2 separate regions of the Homo sapiens genome follow, and region 1 is linked to region 2. The links are chromatin loops, found by intact Hi-C in ENCODE. Cell type or tissue: PC-3. All regions are shown on one strand.

Region 1 (4,000 bases), 65 kb after region 2:
CTGGGTATATACCCAAAGGATTATAAATCATTCTACTATAAAGATACATCCACACGTATGTTTATTGCAGCACTGTTCACAATAGCAAAGACTTCGAACCAACCCAAATGCCCATCAATGATAGACTGGATAAAGAAAATGTGGCATATATACACCATGGAATACTGTGTAGCCACAAAAAAGGATGAGTTCATGTCCTTTGAAGGGATATGGATGAAGCTGGAAACCATCGTTCTCAGCAAACTAACACAGGAACAGAAAACTAAACACTGCATGTTCTCACTCATAAGTGGGAGTTGAACAATGAGAACACATGCACACAGTGAGGGGAACATCACACACTGGGGCCTGTTGAGGGGTGGGGGGTTATTGGAGGAATAGCATTAGGATAAATACCTAATGTAGATGATGGGTTGATGGGTGCAGCAAACCACCATGGCACATGTATATCTATGTAACAAACCTGCACATTCTGCATATGTATCTCAGAACTTAAAGTATAATTAAAAATAATAGAATAAAATAAGATAAATAAAGATTGTTAGCCATTAACAAATGACTCTTTAAGAAACAACACACATTTTGATTAGGAGCAAGGAAATGTGGCGAAGATTGTAAAAATTCCCATCAGATTTTAACATTAATACATTGGTCAGGCTAAGAGTTAAATCAATGAAGGATGAGTGATGAGAAAACTTCAAGTATACCAAGAGAATCTGGGCTAAAGTACAGAACCATAACAAAGAAGATCTGCCAAAGAAAAGGAAAGAAAAAAAATCACAGAATGGTACCCTCAATTTCACTGGTCATCTGCTAGAATATTTGTTTTAAGATCTTGATTTCTGGGTTTAAAAGATCACCAAGGCTGGGCATGGTGGCTCACACCTGTAATCCCAGAACACTGAGAGTCCAAGGTGAGCAGGTCACTTGAGCTCAGGAGTTCAAGACCAGCTTGGGAAATAGGGCAAAACCCCATCTCTACAACAAATACAAAAATTAGCGAGGTGTGGTGGTGCGTGCCTGCAGTCCCAGCTACTTGAGAGGCTGAGGCAGGAGAATTGCTGGAGCCCAGGAGGTCGAGGTTACAGTGAGCCATGTTCGTGCCACTGCACTCCAGCCTGGGCAACAGAGTGAGACCTCCATGTCTAAGGAAAAAAAAATCATCAATTTTCTTCTCACTCTAATACATCATGGTAATAATGACCTGAATTATGTTTCTGTTAAGGCCATCTTTTAACAGGAAGATAAACGAGAAAAGAATAACTTCACATTAACACAACGGTACTTATAAAATTTAAAAAGTGATTATTATCAAGCTTCCTATTTCCTTTATAGATACAAGAAGAAATACAATTCAATTTGGAGTTGACAAGAAATTGTAAAAAAGCAATCGCTTATTTTGAACATGGACTCTGTAAACATATTTGAGCTGCTGAATACTTCACATGTATAGCTCTGCCAGATTTTAGTGGTCTTTAGTCTCAGTTTGGCACCTCTAAAGTTCACACAAACTGTTTCAAAAGGGAATTTGCAAAACAAAGAAAGATCAAAGTACATTTAAATATGTGGATGAGGCTGAAGTATCTGTCAGTGGAAAAGATCTCCAAGATAGAAACTGTGATCTTTAAAAGACAGTTTCTGTTCATCAGCAGAACCCCAAAAAAAATCGTTTTGTTCCAGAAGATGAAACCAAGGCATTTTACAGTTAGATTTGGACGATGGGCTTCCTAATTAATTCATGACTTCTAGCTCTGTATGGTAACATTTCTAATCCATTTCTTGAAGAAGAATAACACCACACAATGAAAAGTTGAATTTATTAAGAGGCCAACATTAGGAATGGGCAGAGACTTAGAATTCATGTAATAAAACTATCTCATGTTACAGGCATGGAAAGGAAGGCGTAGGGAGGGAAAGTGACTTGCCAAAAAGATGACACAACCTTTCCTCTAAAAGGAGGAAAGAGACTCCTCATCTCCATACCCCCTGCCAAGTCCCCCTTCCCCTAATATTAAAGCACAACAAAGAGCAATTGAATGTGAGTGAATGATCTACCATACGTCATACTTGAGTTTTGGCAGCATTTCACTACTTTTTGAAACCATAGTGATCTGAGTTACTAAAGATTGACACTACTATTTCGGTGAAGTTTATTGTTCACATGAAACCATTACAAAGTATAGTAAGAGACAGAACAAATTTGATTTTGAAGTTGACTTTTTGTGCTTAGAGCATGTGATGAGGGAAAATGTTCTGACAGTTCAAGCTTACTCAAGCTTAATGACAGATCTAAATTGGAGCTTGGAGATAAAAGAAATTCTTTAGTGATGCCTCAGTTGTCATTGATTGCTATGAGCAATTTTAAAGCTATTCAAGATGAGAATTGCCAGCTTGGTTCTGAAAGGGGAGAAAGTGGTACATAAGATTAGAGGCTGGTACAAATGCTATCTTGGTTTAAAAAGAGAGAGGACAGTTTAGTATCACACGCATAGGTGATAATCGTGACTACATATAGACATTTATCAGCAGGAAATGACTCAATGAATGTTTAGGGTAGTGTAAGCACCAGCTGTTCTGAGGAAGATGAAAATGAAAAGCAGCTTCACTTATAAGGATCACCAGCAGCAACATGGCTGGGGAGGGAGGGGGAAGAAAGTGGTTGCTAAAGCTGAGAGCTAATAAAAAATAATAATAAACTATCTTCATAAATTACAGGATATCGTCCTTCTGCCTGCTGAAAATCATGGAATTAAAAAGATATAGAGTCCATTCTGAGAAATTCAATTTCATCAAATGGAAAGTGAAAGCATCTCCAATTCTATATATACACTGAAGCCTTCATGCCCCATTTACACTACTTGTATCGAATCCCGTAATAGGTTTCTGCCTATTGAGTCCAAATAAATGGTGGTTATCAAAATGTTCTATTTTTAACTGATCTTTTAAGTTGCTTTCTCTTTAGTATTTTTCCTGATAAAATATCCTAATTCCTTAAGGCTGTTAATTAATTGATGTGCTTTCCCCTAAATAATAGTATAGTTCATTTAAAGGTAGGAGCCAGAAACAGAAACATTCAGCAATCTTTAAGATGTTTTTTTTTTTTTTTTTTTTTTTTTGACAAAAAGAGTTCTATCTACAGGTAAGATAGAGGGCCCCGGAAAATAATATAGCCCCAGCGGAGATTTTTCCACTGGAGCACACATCTCTTACCTGTTTGTTATCCTCTAAATATACTGTGCATATTCACACTCAGTGCCTTTTTAAAAAATGAAGCTGTTCGTCTACATAAAAATGGCTTTTCCAAGACTATTCACCTAGTGTATATAACTCATTCTCTAATTCTTAACTCCAACGTCACTTTAGTGACCGGAAATCACATGTCAGAGAGAAATAAATATTCTGCCTTTGTATTTCCATAGCACACACCTCCAACATAGCAGTATCACATACAATTAATTTGTATGTCCATTTCCTTCACTACAAGAAGTGCCCTATAGAATATTATTTGTCCTGTATCTGTCACAGGAGTTAATGTATTTTCTAGGACATAGCAAGTACTACAGAATGTTTGTTGAATAAATGAATAAAAGTGGACTTTATCAATAGGATTGTATATTTCTTTGCTTTCAATGGGAATTACAATAAAAAGTAAAATCCATCTACAGACAACCTTGCTGGTGAATTTTTATTTCACATATATCACAGGAATGTATATTTTACCTTAATATGTCCTATGCAAATATTTCATTATGTCTATTTTCCGCCTATTTATTGTTAACAAAGAAATTGCACAGGAATTTATGAGTGTGTTTGTATTATGAGATAAATAACATTTCTTCCTTTGTTTTGCAGCAAAATAGAAGAACTCACCAAAAATGGTATTTTCTGTTGACCTAGACTAGGACTGATAAACATAGAAATGGAAAAATGATTTTATGGAAATGACAGAATCCACCTCCTTTCAGAATCATACGTGGGTTAGGGAGGAGAGGAAGTGAAT
Region 2 (4,000 bases):
CTGCCTTGGAGCGGAGACTCCTACCTAAATAACATGAGAGTTAATCAGCATTTTGTATGTGGTATGTAGAAAAAAATTGTCAATTTTTTATTGCAGTATAGATATCAAAGTAATGTTTCCATTACTGATTGGCTTCAGACAGTGAATATGTTCCATCGCAATGTAGTCACCACAGCTATTTATTTCATTTAATACTATTTTTTATTTTGAAGTAAAAGAACATACCTTATGAGGGGCCGGGCGCGGTGGCTCACGCCTGTAATCCCAGCACTTTGGGAGGCCGAGGCGGGCGGATCACGAGGTCAGGAGATCCAGACCATCCTGGCTAACACGGTGAAACCCCCGTCTCTACTAAAAACACAAAAAATTAGCTGGGCGTCGTGTCGGGCGCCTGCAGTCCCAGCTACTCGGGAGGCTGACGCAGGAGAATGGCGTCAACCCAGGAGGCGGAGCTTGCAGTGAGCCGAGATCGCGCCACTGCACTCCAGCCTGGGCGACAGAGCGAGACTCCGTCTCAAAAAAAAAAAAAAAAAAACTAACATACCTTATGAGATACCATAACAAAATATCATTTTAATATTCATCCTTCTCAGTTTTTTTCCTTTCAAGTTATAGGTCTAAGGAGAACTTCCTTGGGAAGCAACCAAGAATTGTCTTGAGACAATAACATTCCAGAATTAGGTTTTGGGAGAGAGTGTCAAAATCTCATTCTAATGGTAGGTAGTTATGAGAGAATTGTTTATGTCATCCTACAAATATACAGTGAGCATAGATTATATTCTAGACAATATTATATTGTTTTGTCATATGCACAGATGACTAAGGCTGGCTTCTAGACTTCAAGAGATGATAATATAGTTGGCTTTGTCCTAGAACCATTAGAATTGCCCTGCCTTCTTTTTAGTCCATCGTTATATGTACAGATAATATATCTGGCAAATTATGAGACACAGGAGCAGATATTTTCCATTGAATTTCCCTGATGTAAGTATCAAAGTATTAATATGAGCTTGAAAAAGTCATATTGCAAAATTGCAAGTGAATTATTTCTAGGAAATTCACACCTGCAAAAAGGATACTTACTGTCCAAGTGGTAGCTCTTTAGTAAACTCTACACATTTGATTTCTTAGAGTTATTTATTAATCCAAATCCACTTTCTTACCAACCCCCAGGCTGAACAATTTTATCTGGGAAGAGATGTGGCCAACTTTCTAGGGCTGACTTTGATCCAGTAGAACATGTCTTTTACAAGCATTTACTTTACCAACTGGGAGCTCAGTACCCTCCCCTGTGAAAAACACCCAGGCAAGTCCAAGGTAAAATTTCAGCTCTCACCTGCTAGGACAAAAAAGGTAGAGATGGTCAACATAATCAGGCCAATCCAGCAATTTCTAGAGCAAGATATCCACTCTTTGAACTTCTATGTGTTTCAACATCCCCAGGACTCCCATTGTTCAGACTGCCTGTGTGTGGGGTGGTAGGGGTGGAGGGACTGCCTGGCTCATTTAAGCACATGTTGACCAGACATCTATACAGAGCAGAATTGTTCTTACATCAGAAACAAAAACTTTAGTAATTCTAGTTTAAACGCGATTGAGCCGAATCAGAGATGCAGTTTATTCTCTCCTAATTTTTCTCTATTTATAGCCTCACTTAGTGACAGGTCTGTTGCACAGGAGTGGCCTCTTACTCAACACATCTGCTCCCCATGTGCTGCTGAGTCACACATACTTTTTTCATTACCAAAAGTAACAAATATTTATTTTCTCCTTGGCAGTCCCACAGAGTTGTTGCAACAGAGGGAAAAACAAGTGGGATTCCATTCAGCTTGGCTCCTAAAAAGATCCTTATTGGTGCTTGTGCCTGTACTACTAAGAGAGTTGTGGAAACCTTGGAATGTGCCCAGAGTAGAGCAATGGAAATGATTGGGAAAGAGGATCTATGAGAAAAGGCTCAAAGAATTGATATGGGTGTAGAAATAAAATTGTGTGGAATTACAGATAAACTATTTCAGGTAAAAAAACAAAAAAATTAGAGAATAGCCTACAGCTGAGTTTCCTCTAAAGCAAATTTTATAAACCTGAGACAGGCTTCAAGGAACTTTTGAACCCCTCTTTCAAATATTATATCTACATCAATCTTTAATTTTTGTATGAGCCTCAGATGTAATCATGCAATATTATCTTAAGGTAATGGCATAAATTATGTTTTTCTCACGATGATGTCAGAGGGCAGAGGTGAAAAACTGGGATTTTCCACTCTTTGTGATTTTCTATTAGTAATTCTTTAAATTGCAAATTGCAGCTTTGGACTTACACATCAAACCACGTCTGACCTAGAGGACAAGGAGTGAAAATGAATAGGCTAGCCCACATCGTTTCTCTGAATCAATTTTATAATTGAACTGCACTTTAAACCTTATCTTTAGTCTTCTCACAAGTCTTATAAATGAATGTCACCCTGATTTGATTGACTGATCTTCGTTTCACACCCTTCATAAAGTAGCCCAAAATAGCTGCTGGAAAACATTACAAACCTGCTGAGTTTTAGCAGTCGTCAACTTTATATTGTCAGAATTTCTTGTGGGTGAGTTATAATTAGGTTTATTTATTAACTATAAAAGCTCCTGAAAGAAAATATCACAAATCATGCCATAGCCATCTCATCTTGTCACTGCTTCTCTCTTAGGAAAGACAACATCTTATCCACTGTCATTAAGGATCATTGCTTAGAAAGAAATTTTAGGAACTAAAAAGATTGACTTCATACTGTGACAGTGAATTTGCCTTTTCTTTAAACTGGCTTATTTGCTATCTTAATTGCATATGTGTGAAATCACAAACATTCACAGGATAGGCTCTACAAAGGCATATTTGCTAGTATAATGATCGCTTTCCTTATATAATCTGGTAATGGACTTAGCATCATTACACACATTTTGAAAGAAAAAAAAAAATCCTTCTATCAAGGTGGCCTAAATCAAAAAGAATGTTAGCTGACTTGAACATCAGCTGCTGCTTCGTGACCTTGATTGCGTTTAGATCACCTACATTCCCCCTGCTTCAGAAGAACCCACATTATGCTAATGACCCTACTTCCCAAAATATCTAACCCTCTCACATCTAGTTAAGCTAGTGCTGTTCCAAAAACATAGATCACCCAAATGCTCAGGTGCTTACAGAAAATTCACCCTTTCTAATAAGTCATTTTGGCTTGCCACTGCAAGTGTTCATGCATAAAACATACAAGCTGAACTCAAGAATTTCTGTAAAAATATGTGCCCCAGAATATTTTTCATGACTTAAAAATCATGTATTTTAAATTGTACACCCAATGTAATGTGGGAGTATAGCATTTTTAAGATATATTTAAATACTTTAAAGAATTATTTTTCTACCTGTGGCTTAGCTAATGCAATCTGTGTTACTTACCTTTCCAAAAGCTATTAAATAAAAACGTAAAATTTATTTCACTTTTACATATAAAACTCAACTTTCTGCTCAACTGTAAACTCTCTGTGGGGATAGGAAATACAATCCCAAAATCTAATCTGTTTTTTAGTCTTAAAAATCATCTGACAGCTCTCCAAATGCAAAGTACACACACATTTTGAAAGTTAACCTTCAGGAAGTATAAATAGAACAGAGAAGCATCTTCCTGTCTCATTGTGTGTTCAAATGACATAAATTGATTCAAAATCTATTAAGATTAATCTTTCAAAACTAATACTCTGTGGTTCGAAGGTTACTGAGATAGTTTCCCTTCATACCTTGACATGTTTTATCATATCTCAAAAGTGTCTTAAGGGCTCACATATTATCTGATGTTTATCTAGGTTATTGGCCCATTCCATTCATAGGCAACCCAAGCTATTTCTTGTCAGACAGAAACTGATAAAACTTCAATAGTATTCAAGAACCTTTTCCAGCAAAGTAAATATCCCATTGACATGCAGTAGCATTAAAAAAAGAAAGAAAAAAAAACTGGTGGTCCAATGTA

Evidence for each region. A loop is a pair of places that touch in the nucleus more often than their neighbours do. Peaks named below come from ENCODE experiments on the same cell type or tissue, not always from the same donor. Only the 100,000 strongest peaks of a DNase experiment are listed, where the experiment ranks them.
Region 1: a loop joins it to region 2, with 6 times the contacts of the local background. A loop is called at or near these places in 2 of 110 quality-filtered maps.

The regions. Positions count from the first base shown.
Region 1 is chr14:26,774,415-26,778,414 of GRCh38, reverse strand. The region is part of intron 3 of NOVA1-DT (NOVA1 divergent transcript); the gene reads right to left. LINC02294 (long intergenic non-protein coding RNA 2294) reads left to right here. Exons shown (of 4, transcript NR_110033.1): 4 at 2,716-2,920. Among named protein-coding and RNA genes, the nearest start is that of LINC02293, 33 kb to the left of the region's middle. In PC-3, no CTCF peak of the experiment used is centred here; DNase peaks (open chromatin) are centred at 1,994 and 2,314; H3K4me3 peaks cover 1,513 bases; H3K27ac peaks cover 2,888 bases.
Region 2 is chr14:26,839,882-26,843,881 of GRCh38, reverse strand. LOC124903296 (a long non-coding RNA gene) reads left to right here. Exons shown (of 5, transcript XR_007064093.1): 2 at 1,174-1,317; 3 at 1,779-2,015. Among named protein-coding and RNA genes, the nearest start is that of LINC02294, 20 kb to the right of the region's middle. RefSeq lists enhancers at 1,605-1,899, 1,271-2,470. In PC-3, no CTCF peak of the experiment used is centred here; a DNase peak (open chromatin) is centred at 1,791; H3K4me3 peaks cover 1,383 bases; H3K27ac peaks cover 2,712 bases.